Linked DNA regions of Homo sapiens: region 2 is linked to region 1. A link is a loop called in an ENCODE intact Hi-C map of the cell type or tissue named here. Cell type or tissue: IMR-90. All regions are shown on one strand. Links, peaks and the distances in the headings refer to the core of each region. The heading gives the core; the rest is flanking DNA. Region 1 overlaps RBPJ (recombination signal binding protein for immunoglobulin kappa J region). Region 2 holds the start of LINC02357 (long intergenic non-protein coding RNA 2357).

Region 1 (8,335 bases), core at 305-8,304:
AGACAAAAACTGCAAATCACAATACTTAAGATTGGAAGAGAAGTAGCAAAGAGAAGATGGAATAATCAAGAAGTGGAGATAGTAGCTTGTTAGTCAAGAATAAAGACATAACATAACAAAACAAAACACAAGATGCAGAAAAATGAAATAGGCTGATGACTGAAATGAGGTTTGGGGGTCTGGTAAAAGGAGGTTATTTACTGATGGCCTGGGGTGAAAATCAGGTTTTAATATGTAAGCATAAGGGAAAATAAAAACAAGACCAAGTCAAGAGATGAATAAAAGGCATGGCAGTAGCTTGAGTTAAGAAAGGAAACGGACGTTAAGCAATCCTTATAGACCAGGCCTAGTCTTGCAGCCCCTTTGCATACACACGTTTGATCCTCAGAAGAATTCTCATGTATGCTCTCCTTTGTACAAAAGGGAAAACTTAAGTTGCAATGCAATTAAGTAACTTGCCCAAGGCCACACAGGATGTATACAGAATTTAAAAACCTAAAAATTGGTCTGTAGGCAAAAAAGGAATATTAGAAAAAAAAAAAGAAAATACAAAGCAGAAAAGTTGGGCCAGGCATGGTGACTCATTCCTGTAATCCCAGCACCTTGGAAGGCCAAGGCAGGCAGATCAACTTGAGGTCAGGAGTTCGAAACCAACCTGGCCAACGTGGTGAAACTCCACCTCTACTAAAAATACAAAAATTAGCTGGGCATTGTGGTGGGCGCCTATAATCCCAGCTACTCGGGAGGCTGAGGCAGAAGAACTGCTTGAACCTGGGAGGCAGAGGTTGCAGTGAGCCAGGATAGCATCACTGCGCTCCAGCCTGGGCGACGGAGCGAGACTCCATCAAAAAAAAAAAAAGAAAAGGCAGAAAAGTTGGATTAACTGATAGAACAACATCCCAGGGATGCCCTGACAAAATTATTTTAAAAATTATGTCCGAGCCATGTACAGTGGCTCACAACTATAATTCCAGCACTTTGGGAGGCCAAGGCAGAAGGATCGCTTGAGCCCAGGTGTTGGAGACCCTGTCTCTACAATAAAAATAAAAATTAGGCAGGCATGGTAGTGCAAGCCTGTAGTCCCAGCTACTTGGCAGGCTGAGGCAGGAGGATCACTTGAGCCTGGGAGGTCGAGGCTACAGTGAGCTGTGATTTTGCCACTGTATTCCAGCCTGGGTGACACAGTAAGATCCTATCCCAAGAAATAAATAAAATTAAGCCAGGCACAATGATGCATGCCTGTAATCTCAGGTACTCAGGAGGATGAGGCAGGAAGAATGCTTGAGCCCAAAATTTCCAAGTCTGCCTGGGTAACAGAGTGAGACGTCCATCTCAAAAAAAAAATTTTTTTTAATTTAAAAAACTTTTTAAAAATGAAATACAAAATTTTTACCTAAAGATACATTACGCTACTTCAGAGAAACTTTGAGCCCAAAGACTAGTCTAATCAAGTGTAACTTTAAAAATAAGTTTATTTCCTGGAAATTCATTTAAAGTAATCTAATAGATAGAGATACCACTTCCCTCACATTGTAGTTGAGGACTGAGTAGATATTCAACAAAGTGTTAGCTCCCTGGCACCTTTAATATTATGTTTGCAAAACTACTGAAATTTTTAAAATAGAATCGAATGTCAGCGTTTCCATTTCTTTAAATTAAGAAATATATCGTTGTTCCTTGGTATCCGCAGGGGATTGCTTGCAGGATCCTCCCATACATCAAAATCCACACATACTCAAGACCGGCAGTCAGCTCTCCATATACACTATTCTTGCATCCCATGAATACTGTATTTTCCATCCAAGTTTGGAGGAAAAAAATCCACATATAAGTGGACCCACTCAGTTCAAATCTGTGTTGTTCAAGGGTCAAAGGTACTCCCAATTGTTAACAGTGATTATTTCCTGGTATAAGACTATAGTGGCTCACTTTACACAATATACTTAAGTAACTTTTGAGGCCAGGCATGGTGGCTCATGCTGGTAATCCCAGTGCTTTGGGAGGCCAAAGTGGGAGGATCACCAGAGACCAGCAGTTTGAAACCAGCCTGGGCATCACAGTGAGAGACTCCGTCTCTACAAAAAATACAAAAATTAGCCAAGACTGGTGGCGAGTGTCTGTAGCCCTAGCTACCTGGGAGGCTGACATGGAAGGATTGAGTCCAGGAGTTTCAGGCTTCAGTGGGATATGATGGCACCACTGCACTCCAGTCTGGGTAGCAAAGCGAGACCCTGTCTCAAGAAGTAAATAAATAACTTCTGAATTTCTTATAACAAACATTACTTTTCCAACAAGAAAAATAATCAAGATGATTATTTTATACAGATGTGAAATCAATTAATTTCTAAGAAAAATTTCCATATCAAGATGGTCATTTCCCTGAAATAACTATGAAAACAAGCTAAAAATTAAATAAATGCCTTTTAAATTACATTAGAATTTAAACAAAAATGTATATGGTAGCTTAGGTGGACAGCTGATTTATTTGTATTTAATTATTTAAGCAACTGACAATTTCCAGGACTTAGGGTACCTAAGAAACTGCTGTTTAAGTAAATGACATGTCAGTAAATCCTGTGTGCAAAGTGTACATATCACATTGAATACATGGGAGGAAGGCCAGGACAAAGAATGGCTTACTTACCAATAATTATGAAATAACCTCTGAAAGGTCTTTTTTTTTTTAACATTACAATAGTGACATGGCAACTCCCATTAATTAGTAATATCCATTTAATCAAATAATGACACTCATTATTATAAGCTGTAAGTAAATTACCATATACTATCACTTCTATCTTGGGAATGCTGAAATTAATTCACTTCCTTGACATGTGGATAAGCATGGATGACAGATACAACAGACTTAATGAATCCCATAGTCAAGAGAATAATATTGCCTTGGCATATACACTAGAAAAAATTCACTACACACATCATCATCATGTTCATAAACCAGATCATCTTTCAGTATAAAATTTCAAGTTGTAGCCTCTCTTCTCTGTATGACAGCCTTCTTTCTTTTCACTCTCCTCTGTCCTTCCATCTTCCCTTCCAGAGGCTGTGGAAACAGCCAGCTGCAATTTATTGCAGGTGGCATAACCAAGAAGCTAGAGAGAAAAGAGGCAGAGACTGGAGTAAGCCAGAGGTAACTGCGTCCAGCCAGTTCTCGAGTAGGAGCAACTGAAGCAGAGTGGATAAGGAGGTGTGCAGTGAGGAGGACAACTATGTTCCTGAAGAGGCCACCTGGTCAGTTAGAAATACAAGACAAAGATCATAAGCAGCACCAAAAACAGGAACACAGCAAACGAGGAAAGAGCAGGCAGGCTCCGAGCTGACCATTTAATGAAGCAACACTGGCCGCCGCACTCTACCCATCAAGGCTTGGGTGCTGAGGGATTTACAGTCTTGCTCTAAGTCTGCACATATGAGAAAAAGGGCTATTTTTTAAAAATGCATGTAACATTAAAAGGCAGCTGAGTGAGATAAATAGAAAGGTATGGGAAAAAAAAAAACATAACGTTGGGTACAGGGGTTCACACTTGTAATCCCAGCACTTTGGAAGGCTGAGGCCGGCAGATCCCTTAAGCCCAGAAGTTTAAGATCAGCCTGGGCAACATGGAAAACTCCGTCTCTACAAAACCCAGCTAGGCATGGTGGCGTGCACCTAGTCCCAACTACTCAGGAAGCTCAAGTGGGATGATTACGAGCTCGGGAGATTGAGGCTGCAGTGAGCCATGACAGCACCACTGCATTCTAGCCTACGTGACAGCAAACCCTGTTTCAAAAACAAAAGACTAACACAGGCCTTCCCCTCCCCCTAAAACAAACCAGGAACTAGCTCAGTCACTGAATGTGTCTCAGCCATTATCTAACCTGTCTGTGTAAATGAATGGGTACTTTTAGAATATATGATTAGTAAGGTCTTCTCTGGCTCTAAAATTTCCTGAATCTAATGGATTTAATAATATATATCACACGTGTCACACAGGATGTAGTTACCTTTCTATGTTATGTAAGTTACCATTAGATGGTATGTTACTTCTCAATAGGAAGAGTACAATACAAATAAGAGCACACAGAATCATAGCCTAGCATCAGTACACACCACGCTTCATCATCGTTCATCAAATCCTCTGAGAAACAAATCCTCACAATATCTTCCTTTAAAGCAATTTACGCAGTCATAACAACAAAAAACAATGCCTAAAATCAAACCATCATGCCTCACTTTAAGCACATTGAGAGATGGGGAAATGTGCTTTGTTCACTTGTGAATTTCATTGAGCTTCCATTCTGCTTCTTTCTACAGGACATATTCTAAAGGCATTACACTTTTCTAATTTTCAACAGTCTAAATGAGTTTTCTATATGATATGTGTTTCATATTCCACTTCAAAAAATATAGGTACAGAAAAGGCAAAAAAGTGAATATAATCCGGGGGTCAGTTTCTACGTGGGTTTCTAGGTAGAAAAACCTATCTATGCTGAATGTCAGCTTTATCAAGACCAAGAGCCACCTAGTGGCAAGTGTTATATATTACCAAATCTGCTCAAGCCATATTCATCCAGCAAATAACATTCTGGCAGATGGTAGGTGCTCCACAATTGTGCAAGGTAAGTAAAATAATTGCTCCTTTTCTTATGAAGCTCACTGACAGATTAAACAATCAATTACAGATAAATTTATATAATTGCAGAACAATGTTAAGTGTAACAGAAGTATGCAAAAATAAGCATCCAGCATTTATTAAAGACCTACAATAAGCACAACACTTTGTTAAAAAGGTTCTCTTGTATCTGTTCACCTTACTCAGAACTTTCCCTTTTCTGATTATTTTATCACCAGGTTTTAATTTCAGGTTTTTTCCTACCCTCCCTTCTGAAGGGGGTGTACCCCACTCCCATCTTACCCTTTAAATTCCACACTTCAGAAAAGGGGTAAGGAGAACCTATTTATTGAGCACCTACTATTACCAGAACCAAGCTAGGCATTTTCTTTTTTTTTTTTTGGAGACAGAGTCTCACTCTGTCGCCCAGGCTGGAGTGCAGTGGCGTGATCTCGGCTCACTGCACGCTCCGCCTCCCGGGTTCATGCCATTCTCCTGCCTCAGCCTCCCAAGTAGCTGTGACTACAGGCGCCTGCCAACACGCCCAGCTAATTTTTTGTATTTTTAGTAGAGACAGGGTTTCACCGTGTTAGCCAGGATGGTCTCGATTTCCTGACCTCGTGATCCGCCCGCCTCGGCCTCCCAAAGTGCTGGGATTACAAGCGTGAGCCACCGCGCCCAGCCGGCCCAGTAGGCATTTTCTATCTCTTATTAATCCTCACATCAATACCATGAGGTATTATTTTCTTCCATTTTTTAGACAAAGGAAAAGACCTAGCTTAAGTGAAATGCTCATAGCCACAAACTTATTTTAGTGACTTACAGTACAATTATTCCCAAGTTCCCTACATCACCCTGCCTCAAAAAGAGCTTCTTGGCCTATTCATTCCTAGGCCCACCACCAAAATCAGATTTTGATTATATTTCTCTTATGGTGTCCACCAATTCCAATCTATTTTACACTGTTTACATCCAGCCCTACCTCATCTTAAAACCCTCAATGCCGCCAGGAACGGTGGCTCATGCCTGTAATCCTAGCACTTTGGGAGTCTGAGGCGGGTGGATCACCTGAGGTCAGGAGTTCGAGACCAGTCTCACCAACATGGAGAAACCCCGTCTCTACTGAAAATACAAAATTAGCTGAAAGTGGTGGCGCATGCCTGTAACCCCAACTACTCGGGAGGCTGAAGCAGGAGAATCATTTGAACCCGGGAGGCATATGTTGCGGTGAGCCAAGATCGCACCATTGCACTCCAGCCTGGGCAACAGAGCAAAACTCCGTCAAAACAAACAAACAAACAAAAACCTCAATACCTTACCCTTGTCCTCTGTATCCCTGATTAATATTCAAATAATCACCTTAGGCCATCCATAATCACACCACATTGGGAGACCAAGGCAGAAGGATCACTTGAGCCCGGGAGCTCTGGACCAGCCTGGAAAACATAGCAAGGCTGTCTGTACAAAAAAAATGTTTTAAATTAGCTGGGGTTGCTGGCGCACACCTGGGTTTGGTGGCACACACCTATAGTCCTAGCAACTGGGGAGGGTGAGGCAGGAGGATCCCTTGAGCCCAGGAGGTTGAGGCTGCAGTGAAGTACGACTTTGCCACTGTATTCCAGGCTGAGCAACAGAGCAATGAGACTGTCTCTAAAAAACACCAACCAGCCAAAAAACCAAATAATCAGGTTAGCACTCAAGGTCTTCCAAGAGGCTCCCAATTACTTTTCCAGCTTAATTTCCCATCACTCCCTATCAACTCTCACCTTTTCTATGAACTCCAAATGAAGATAATCATTTACATCTGTGTTCCCACCAACACTAAATATCGGTTACAGCACTTACCATAATCTCCCTTACACAATAATTACCTGTGTACACTCTACCAAGTCATGAGCTTCACCAAACCATTTCTTAGCCATCTTTATAGGACCAGCACAAAGAGTGTCTTATACCTAATAAGTGTTCAACTGCTTATTTAATAAATATATTGTTATTAAAACAATACTAAAAGGAGAGCCACTAAAGCATGGTTATACTATTAACATTTTCCTTAACACCCCTCCTACATGTCTTAGGACCCCAGTGTTTCTGCTTACTCCAAATGGTGTATGGATTAGGAGCTTTGTACAGATCTAGGTAATTTTTTGCATGAAAAATGTTATCAAATTAAAAAAAAAAAAAGATGTGAAAAAACATGCTGGCAAAATCAGGCACAATCTTTGCAGATCTGCAGTTTTCCAAAAGGGAACATATACCTTTGTTCTATTTATGCAAACCAGTCTAAAGCTAGTTTGTACTGGAGGAAATTAAGCTATGTCCATAATAGACTGTTCACATTATTTTAAAAAAACTACAATATTACATTTATATTTCATAAAGCAATACTGTACTTCTATAACACAATATCATACTTATAAAAAAGTTTTATAGAGTGAAAAACTTTTTTTTTGAGACAGGGTCTTTCTCTGTCACCCAGGCTGGAGTACAGTGGCATGATCACCATTCGTTGCAGCCTCAAACTCCTGGGCTCAGGCCATCCTCCTACCTCAGCCTCCCAAAGTGCTGGGATTACAGGCCTGAGCTACTACTGCGCCCAACATTAAATATTTTTTCTCCTGTTATGTAAACTTTTTATGAGAAACTACTCTTATCACTTACAACTCTGATTATCATCTCATTAACAATGCACAGATAATCATTAGCTCTTAGGCTAAGACTACTGAATACAAAAAAAAAAAAAAAAAAAAAAAACCTCCAGGGTCAACTTGATTCTCTAGTGTATTCTGCTTCACATCAAATAGATGCAGTTTTCATTGCAAGGCTTTTGCAACTCAGAATGCATTAAAAAAATGTGTTTTCTATATTTTATTTTTTGTAAACTTAAAATAGTATAAATATTCCCAAGATTGCCGTAAACTTCACCAATATGACTGAAAAGCTCTCAAACTTACCATTATGCATTGTCTCAACACAACAAAATTACACAAATATCTATACGGATAGGTAATTACTACCACTTACAGTGCCTGTGACGCCTTCCCCAACCTCCTACAGTAAATATGACATGTTCGGAAATACATTACCCTTTTTAGACCATTAGGGTATCATTTAATTCCCTTAAGCAGCAGGTCTAATGAGGCATAAGCAACACCATGATGTTGTGCCAGGCCTAAGAGGCATACAGAACTGTGGGCAGGATAAGAGTCTGAGAGATAGTAGCAGCTAGACATTCAACATTCCTACATTGTTACAGCTGCCCAAGCAGAGAAGAGAGCAGTAAGAAATAGACCCCAAAAAGCTGGGGGTGACTCAATGACAACATTCGTGGTCAAGCAGTAATTTAACAAATATGTCTGCTTAAAATGCCAAAGCACATATTTCAAGGGTTGCGGTCCTCTGCACCAAATACATTGCTGCCTTCCTAAAACATGACCCACAAAACCACAGCTTGCAGTATAAAAAGTCCATCTTGAGCCCTGCTCAAGATGAAAGGTTACCAGAGGAAACTGATTCTTATAGTAATTAAAATATTTGTATAGAACGCTTTACTGTTTACAAGTCACTTACACATACACTGTTTCATTTGACCTTATTTCACAAAATTTACCTTATTTGACAGTCACAATGTGCCTGACAGATAAAATATAATTATCATCCCCTATTTTATAGAGGTAGAACCTGAAGCTTAAAGAAATTATCTGTCAGTAATATGTCCATGAGAC
Region 2 (8,335 bases), core at 70-8,069, 260 kb after region 1:
AACCAAGTAGGATCCGTGTTTAGGTGGTCCTGAGTTTTCTCATATGAAGGTATGATCCACTAAATATTGAACTTTCTCTGATCAAGGAAGTAGGGCTTTGGAGCCACTGAAATTTGTGTGGAGATAATAGTGAGAGTAGACCACACACATTGGAGAAGTTACCTTTTAGGTTATTGAAAAGATCAAGAGCAGTGCTGGCACAGAGTAGGACTTCAATAAATGTGAATTACCTTGATGTGTTTGGAGTACAAGCCCAAGTCGGCAAAAAATGTCCTGGATGCTGGACAAAAACCTCCATGGTGGCCCAGATCTCAAGGGGCATTAAGCCAAAGAGATCAGCTATCAGGGCGCAGTGCGAAAGAAACATTGACTCAGGAAGAGGAGACAAGGTGTCAATCTGGAAATTAGCTGGGAGGAGGCAGAACAAGAAAGGCAAGCCACGAGGCCTCCAACTGGAAGGGCAGGAGGAGACCCAGGGGTGCAGAGACTTAGCCAAAATTACACATTTATACAGAGCAAAGAAGGGACCAGAGCCTAATGGCTCTCTTCTCTTCCTTTAACTTACTATTATTATTATTATTATTATTATTAGAGACAGGCTGCAGTGCAGTGGCACGATCTCGGCTCACTGCAACCTCTGTCTCCCAAGTTCAAGCGATTCTCGTGCCTCAGCCTCCCAAGTAGCTGAGATTACAGACACATGCCACCATGCCTGGCTAATTTTTGTATTTTTAGTAGATGGGGTTTCACCATGGTGACCAGGCTGGTCTCGAACTCCTGACCTCAAATGATCTGCCTGCCTCAGCCTCCCAAAGTGCTGGGATTATAGGCATAAGCCACCACACCCAGCCTAACTTTAAACTTTGATACAATTTTAGACTCACAGAAAAGTTACATGAATAATAAAAATAATTCTCATAGGCCTACATACTTTTCACCCAGATTCCCCCAATGTTAACATTTTATCACTTTGCTTTATCCTGTATCTCGATCTATCTCCACATCTGCATCCTCACTAGTATTATATTTTTTCTGAACTGTTTGAGACACAATGTCCCTTTACATATTTCAGTGTGTATTTCCTAAAAATAAGAACATTCTCTGAATGTACAATGACAAAATTCAGGAAATTAACATTGATACAATACCTTTATCTAGTAAACAGGCCTTATTCAGATTTCACCAATTGTCCCAATACTGTCCTTTAAAGAACAGCATTTTGCTTTAAAGCAAAAGATAATCCCACATCATGCATTGCATTCAGTTGTCACGTGTCTGCAGTCTCCTTTAATCTGCAACACTTCCTCAATCTTTGTCTTTCATGATATTGACATTTTTGAAGAATACGGACCAGCTATTTTGTAGAATGTTTTTCAAGTGACATTTGCGTGATGTTTCCTCATGAGTAGATTTAGGTTATGCTATTTTTTTTTTGCAGGAATAACACAAATATGATGTTGTGTTGTTGTGTTTTCCCCAGTGCATCACATCAGGAGGCAAATGCTGTGGATTTTTCTCATCTCTTGTAACACTAACTGATCAGTTAGTTAAGGTGGTATCTGCTAGGTTTTATCATTGGAGGGTTATTAGTTTTGCTTTGTCATTAAGAATCTGGAGGGCGGATACTTTGAGACTATCTAAATAGTCTGTTATTTCTCAAACTTGCCCACTCCTTAGCATCCATTAGTGTTCTTACTTGAATCAATTATCATTAGGACGGTTGCCAAATGGTAGAACCCAGACTCTTGACCTTTCTATTTCAATCAGCAAATAATGTGCATGGCCTTCACATCTTCTGCATAGGCCTCCATGCCTTCGCTCACGGCTTCCTCTCTCTTGAAACATCCTTCTACCCCTTAATATTTGCCAACTTTTTTTTTCAAGACCCTCTGAGGATTCATCTCCAAGGATCGACTTCCTGTTTCACCTCAACCTACAGTGACCATTCTCTTCACCTCCTTTGTACTCCTGCCTTTAACATTTCTCAGTTTCCAAGCATTTCTTGAATGTTGGCTTTTCCTTACCATGTGACTAGGGCTATGTTATCTTTGACAACATATTTTATAAACTCTCTGCAGTTAAGGATGAGTTTTTTAAAATTTCCAAAATTTTGAGGGAGGATATGTGGTCCTAGTGTGTGTGAGCCACCACACAAATTCAACAGCACCCCAAATGCTCACCACTGCCCTCTTCATCAAGACAGGATCATTGATCAGGTGCTTGGACACTGTGGCAAAGTAAAATCACCTTAAACATTTCTAAACCCTCCATTTCTGTATTTAACATGGGCCAATAACATTTCAGTAACCCATATTAGGACAACTCCTTCCTCTTCCTACATCCATCCCACTCTTAGACCCGAGAGAGAGAGAGAAAATGATGGTAATCAGATGAAAAATAAAATCGTTTTCCCCCGATTGCCTCCATTCCATTTGATTTTGACAAGATTCCTCTCTGTGACATAATAACCACCAAAGAAGCCTGAGGCTTCATGGATAAGGAAGTAATAAACAGCATCTTCTAATTGAGAAGGAGTTTGAAGGACATAAAGGGAACATTAAGATTAAGGGAAATAACTCCTGACAGCATAATATTCTGAAGGAATAGGCAGATCTGCATTTGCCCTTTGAATAATTGAGTCTACAGCAATCAAATGGATAAACCAACTTCCACTCCATCTCCCTTGGCAAAAACAGAGCTCTTCATGTGCAATTCCAATATAATAAAAGATTGCCATTTTTGAGGCTGGGTGTGGTGGCTCACACTTGTAATCCCAGCATTTTGGCTAAGGCGGGCGGATCACCTGAGGTCGGGAGTTCGAGACCAGCCTGACCAACATGGAGGAATCCCAGTCTCTACTAAAATACAAAATTAGCCGGGCGTGGTAGTGCATGCCTGTAATCCCAGCTACTCGGAAGGCTGAGGCAGGAGAATTGCTTGAACCCAGGAGGCGGAAGTTGTGGTGAGCCGAGATCATGCCATTGCACTCTAGCCTGGGCAACAAGAGCGAAACTCTGTCTCAAAAAAAAAAAAAAAAAAAAAGATTGTCATTTTTAAAAAGTTTGTCAACTCTCTATTACATGCCGCTCAGGCACCGTGGTCAGTACTGGGAATGAAGAGGTAAATAAAACACAGTTCTTGCCCTCATGGAGCTGATATCCCACTGGGGGAGGCAGGGGTAAGCCCACAGGGGAGAAAAATAAGAAACCTTGAGAACATAGGAGCAAAGTTGAGTACAGGTGGGAGGTGGGGAAGGAAGATATGGTCTCCCAGCAAAGATGCCAGCTAGGCAGAGGTGGGCAGGAGCTCCCCACACTCAAAGGACTGCCTAAGCCCTGGTGTGACTGGGCACAGAAAGGCAGAAAGGGCCTGGATGAGGCTGGACGAGCCAGCAGAAGCCAGACGTGGGCCCTGGGGGCTAAAATCTGAGTCCTAGCATTGATTGAGAAAGCGATTGAGAATGCTTGACAAGGGAAGTGATGGAATGAGATTGCATTTTTAAATGGATCTCTCTATCATAGAATGTGCTGGCGGGGTCAGAGTGGGCTTACTTAGCAGGACTAGTTAGGGGGCTCTTGACTGGGTCTGGGCCGGAGAGGACACTGGCTTGGATGAGACAGTGGAATCTCTTGCTCTTTTCATCTTTGGGGGACCTGCCAACAACCAAACTAATTAAATTCTTGTAGGGTTGAGCGGGCAGCATTCCCATTTATTCAGATGGAAACACTGTTAGAGGGGGCCCTAATCAAGGTATTTCTGCCCCCTACGGGTGGTGAAGAGAAACAGCTTCTTGGAGAGGCAGAGAGTACAAGCCACATGGAGCCCAGGTATGTGGGCTGCTGAAAGATTGTTACGGGACTGAATACTTCCCCTGTCAATGCACAGGAGGCCATTCCTAGCTCCTTCTGCCCCACCACTGATGTTGTTTTCATCCAGCATATCTTAAAAAGGACAGGCCTATAATAGGAAATTAAAGCTGGGTTTTGGCTTAGAACCTATGAACAACCCAGTTCCCTATCCAGCAAAAGTCCCACTGATTGGGAACGGAGGGGAGGGCTGGGTGAATTAGACTGAATTTTCAATTACAGCATGTTTTAAAAAAAAAAAAAAACACAGCATGATGACTTTCAAGGACAAAGGTGAACCAATTAGGAGTAAATGGTTTTCCTTTCTCTAATAGGCTAAGAGGCAGCCACGGTGTTATTACCCACAGGTGTGCTCCCATCGGCCGTGAGGCATATTGCTAATGACAAGAATAAGAAAATATTCATAATAAGGCAGTTATCACCTACTGAGTATTTACCATTAGCAGGCACATTGCCAAGCATTTAGTTTGCATAATCAGATCCAATCCTAACGGACCCTCCAGCATAGGAGTTCTATTATCATACCCATTCTGCAGATGAGAATGCTAAGACTCAAAGAGGGTAAGTAACTCACCCAGCGCCACACAGCCTATAAGTGAGGGGGTCAGAATGGGAATCTGAGATTGTCTGACTTCCAAGCCTATAGTCTACTTCTAACAATGGAGAAGACATCAATGGTTTTGTGTGAATTACTTATTTTGTAAATTAAAGTGAGTTCATGGTCATCCCTCTGTGAATGTCACTCTCAGTTGCAAGTACTGGTGGCTCCAGGGAGTGTGTATGACCCTGGGTGTATCAAAGACATGGGTCCTGCTGGCAAAGGTCATGTGCCTTCTATGTTCAACAGGAGAAAGGCTGAGAACTAATGGCCTGGTGAAGAGATAGCAGACTGATCCCAGGGAAAAGATGTCTGTGTGGGTCTGTCTTAGACCACCCCTCTTGAACTTTCAGCCTCCTTTCCCCTTTACTCCATGTGCTGGTGGCCTTCTTCAAGGTGCCTGCTTCGCATCCCCAGGGCTGTATGGCTCTGTGACTCCCTGGCCTCTGAAATGCCCTGCATGGATCATCTGAATCCTAGGGACAGCCTCCCGCTATGGGGTCCCAGGCAGTGAGGCTTGCTGGGACCCAGGAAGCTCCTCATCTAAAAATAAACTGAGCGGCCCCTAACTTCAGCCCCTCTAATCCAGTCTTCCCAAAAGCAGGCAGAGGAAAGTTTTGAAGGTCAGGCCGACACTCTCGCTCACCTTGAGATGCCTCAGCAGTTCCCCTTACCTTTGGTACATGGTTCAAATGATGCTTCCTGGACCTGCCCTCTTCTTACTTCTCCAGGCCTGGCTCTTTCTCTCACTCTACCCTCACTCTACCCTCCAGCTATATTCAGCTGTTAGCAGTTCTCCAAATGCCCTCGTGTACTCTCGCCTCTCTTGCCTTTGTCTGTGCTGAAGCTGCCACCTGTAATGCAGTTTCTTCCCACTCCCTACTTCCTAAGACTCAGAGCTGGAAGTGGTAGCACATGCCTATAATCCCAGCACTTTGGGAGGCTGAGATGGGTGGATCACCCGAGGTCAGGATTTCAAGACCAGCCTGGCCAACATGCTGAAACCCCGTCTCTACTAAAAATAAAAAAATTAGCAGGGCGTGGTGGTGGGCGCCTGTAATCCCAGCTACTCGGGAGGCTGAGGCAGGAGAATTGCTTGAACTTGGGAGGTGGAGGTTGCATGAAGTCGAGATCGCACCCACTGCATTCCAGCCTGGGTCGAGCAAGACTCTGCCTCAAAAAAAAAAAAAAAACACAAAAAAAAACTCAGCTCTGGGGTTACCTTTTCTGGGACACTTTTCCTGACTTCCCTTGCACCTCTGTCTGCATTCCGGCCTTCTTCTCCCAACTGTGAGCATATTTCTATAATAGACTTTCTCACATTGTGTTACGGTGGGTGCACGTGTGTGTTTTCTGCTTGTTTCCTCTATTCTCAGTGAGCACCAGGTGAATCACATGCACATTGAAACCTGAGAATCGCTGGTCTCTTTGCCCAGGAGGAAAAGGGGATGGGTTGGATACAGAGCTTGCCAGTCTCTGCCAGTTTTGCTGATGTACCCAATCAGAAGCCATGTCTTTGATTGAAAACCTGTGCTTGTCCCTATCACAGCTGCTTCATAGAGGTTAGGGGTATGAGCTCTGAATTTAGACATACGAGTCTCCACCCTGTTACCACCTATTACCTGTGTGGCTTTGGGTGAGTTGCTTGCCTTCTCTGAGCTTCAGTTTCTCATCTGTTGGGTGGAGATCATTAATAATACAATTAAATGAGATAATTAATGTGAAGAAAATCCTTTCTGCACAGTTCTTGGCACAAAACGAATGCTCAGTACATGCCTGTTATTGTTATGGGTGATGTGTATAAGACAAGGCTTTGATTAAGCACAGACGTTTAATCTCAGCAAAGTCTCAATTCAATTACACATATATTAATTTAGTGCCTTTGTCTTTCAGGGTGTTTGCCAGATGCTGCAAAGAGAAAAAGACTCAATTCTTCCTAAAGAGTTCACAAAAGACTTGGGGGAATAACCTGATCAAACGACTCAAATTCATGGAATGGGACCCACTCCATAAAATAAGGACTCTGAAGTTTCAAAGAGTGTTTGAGAGAAAGAAAAAAAAGCTCACATCCCGTTGAGTGATTAGGAAAGGCTTTATGAATTGGTTAGTATTTGAAAGGGCCTTGAAGTGAGGATACAATTTCATGGGTCTTGGGGTAGAGAGGGCACTCATGGCAGAAGAAAGAGCCTGATCCGAGGCACAGAGGTTCTTCAGAAGATGGCAAGTTTCCAGGTGACTTTTCATATAGGCTGGGTTTGGGAGAGCACTGGGACATAGCCTGGAAATATACATTGATGGCAGAATTTGCATTTAATCCAGGAGGTAAATGGGAAGCCATTGGATGCCATTACTTACCCCACTAATGTCAATATATCTCATGCTTCGAAAGTGCAGTTATATGGGTGGGAAAGATGGCAGATGAGCCCTCTAGTGCTTTTCTGACCACCCGTAGTAGATGCTATTGGTGCCCCACCCAGGTCCCTTGATGGGGCTGCTGCACGCATCCCCTAGCGCCTGCTAGGGTTAGATGCGAACAGCGCACAGTGGCCCCCTTCTCCAAGAATTGCCCTTGACCAACCCAACAGGAGCTGCCTGACCCAGAAGGTGAATGCCCCCCTTCAAGAGGTAGCTCACTGCCAATGACTCATAGTCATGGGGTACAAAAGGTCAGCTCCCTTGCCTCAGGGCAGGACCCACTCCGTGTGCAACTCACACTTCAGAGCTGCCCATGAAGTCAGGCTGAACAAGACCACAGCTGATGCTACATCCTTGTTTAGCACCTTCCCCTGCCCCGTCCAGCTTCCCTCGCAGCCCTTTGCTCCAGACCCAAGACACCACCCTCTCTCAAGGAGAGCTTTTCTTCTTTTGTCCCTCAATTCTTTCTTTCTCTTGTTTGCTTGTGACTCTGGGCCCAAGATACAGCTTCTTTCCTCTTCTCTGGGATTTCACCAGCAAGAGATTGTTGAAAATGTCAGTGACCTGGTCCTGGCCCCTGGGTCATGGACACCAGGACCAACAGATTTTAAAGTGATTGGCGTAGTATGGTGAAAAGTGGGGTAAATAGAGTATGGCTCAGTCATGTCTCCTGGTCCCTGGGGAATATAAAACCAGAAAAAATCAGAGCGCTGTGGCTCATGCTTATAATCCTAGCACTTTGAGAGGCTGAGGCAGGATTGTTTGAGGCCAGGAGTTCGAGACCAACCTGGGCAACATAGTGAGAACTCCGCCTCTCCAAAAGAAATAAAAAATAAAAAGTTATCTGGACATGGCGGTGCACACCTGGGGTGTTAGCTACTTGGGAGGCTAAGGTGGGAGGAAGGCTTGAGCCTAGAAGTTCAAGGCTGCAGTGACTTATGATCGTGCCACTGTATTCTACCCTGGGTGACAGCCAGACCCTGTCTCTAAAAATTTTTTTAAATAAAATATAATAAAACCCGAGAAAAACAGGGAAACAGATTTTTTAGAAAATTATTTCTGCATCTTTTTGATATTCAATCAGTTACAAAATAACAATGATAATGTGGGGTCAATAGGGCTCTTCCTTCTGGGAACACAGCAGGATTGCCCTTTCTTCCCTTTTGAAGTTAAGTGTGGCCACATGACTTGTTTTGGCCAATGAAACATGAATAGAAGCAACCTCTATCCATCCTGGGGAGAAGCTTTAAGAGCCAGCGTGGCTTTTTCTAGATTCTGTTTTCCTCTGTCGTGGTGGCCAGCAACATTAGAGATGGCAGCTGCTCCATCAACCTGAATTTCTGAATATGTAATATGAGCAAAAATAAAAACTGTATTATTTTAAGCCACAAAGACTTTGGGGCTGTTATTGCAGTATACGGTCTGATACATATAATTTTTTAAAATGACAATATGC

What was found. Hi-C counts contacts between places; a loop is a spot of excess contacts. Peaks named below come from ENCODE experiments on the same cell type or tissue, not always from the same donor. Only the 100,000 strongest peaks of a DNase experiment are listed, where the experiment ranks them.
Region 2: it touches region 1 in a loop (2.8-fold over the local background); 16 of 110 quality-filtered maps call a loop at or near these places.

What each region holds. Positions count from the first base shown.
Region 1 is chr4:26,326,572-26,334,906 of GRCh38, reverse strand. All of the region lies in intron 1 of RBPJ (recombination signal binding protein for immunoglobulin kappa J region), which reads right to left. Among named protein-coding and RNA genes, the nearest start is that of RBPJ, 9.7 kb to the right of the region's middle. RefSeq lists an enhancer at 3,666-3,960. In IMR-90, for the core only: a CTCF peak has its summit at 4,520 (motif pointing left); DNase peaks (open chromatin) are centred at 4,516 and 7,976.
Region 2 is chr4:26,064,834-26,073,168 of GRCh38, reverse strand. LINC02357 (long intergenic non-protein coding RNA 2357) reads right to left here and starts at 2,415. Exons shown (of 3, transcript XR_925506.3): 1 at 1,149-2,415. In IMR-90, for the core only: a CTCF peak has its summit at 3,757 (motif pointing left); no DNase peak of the experiment used is centred there.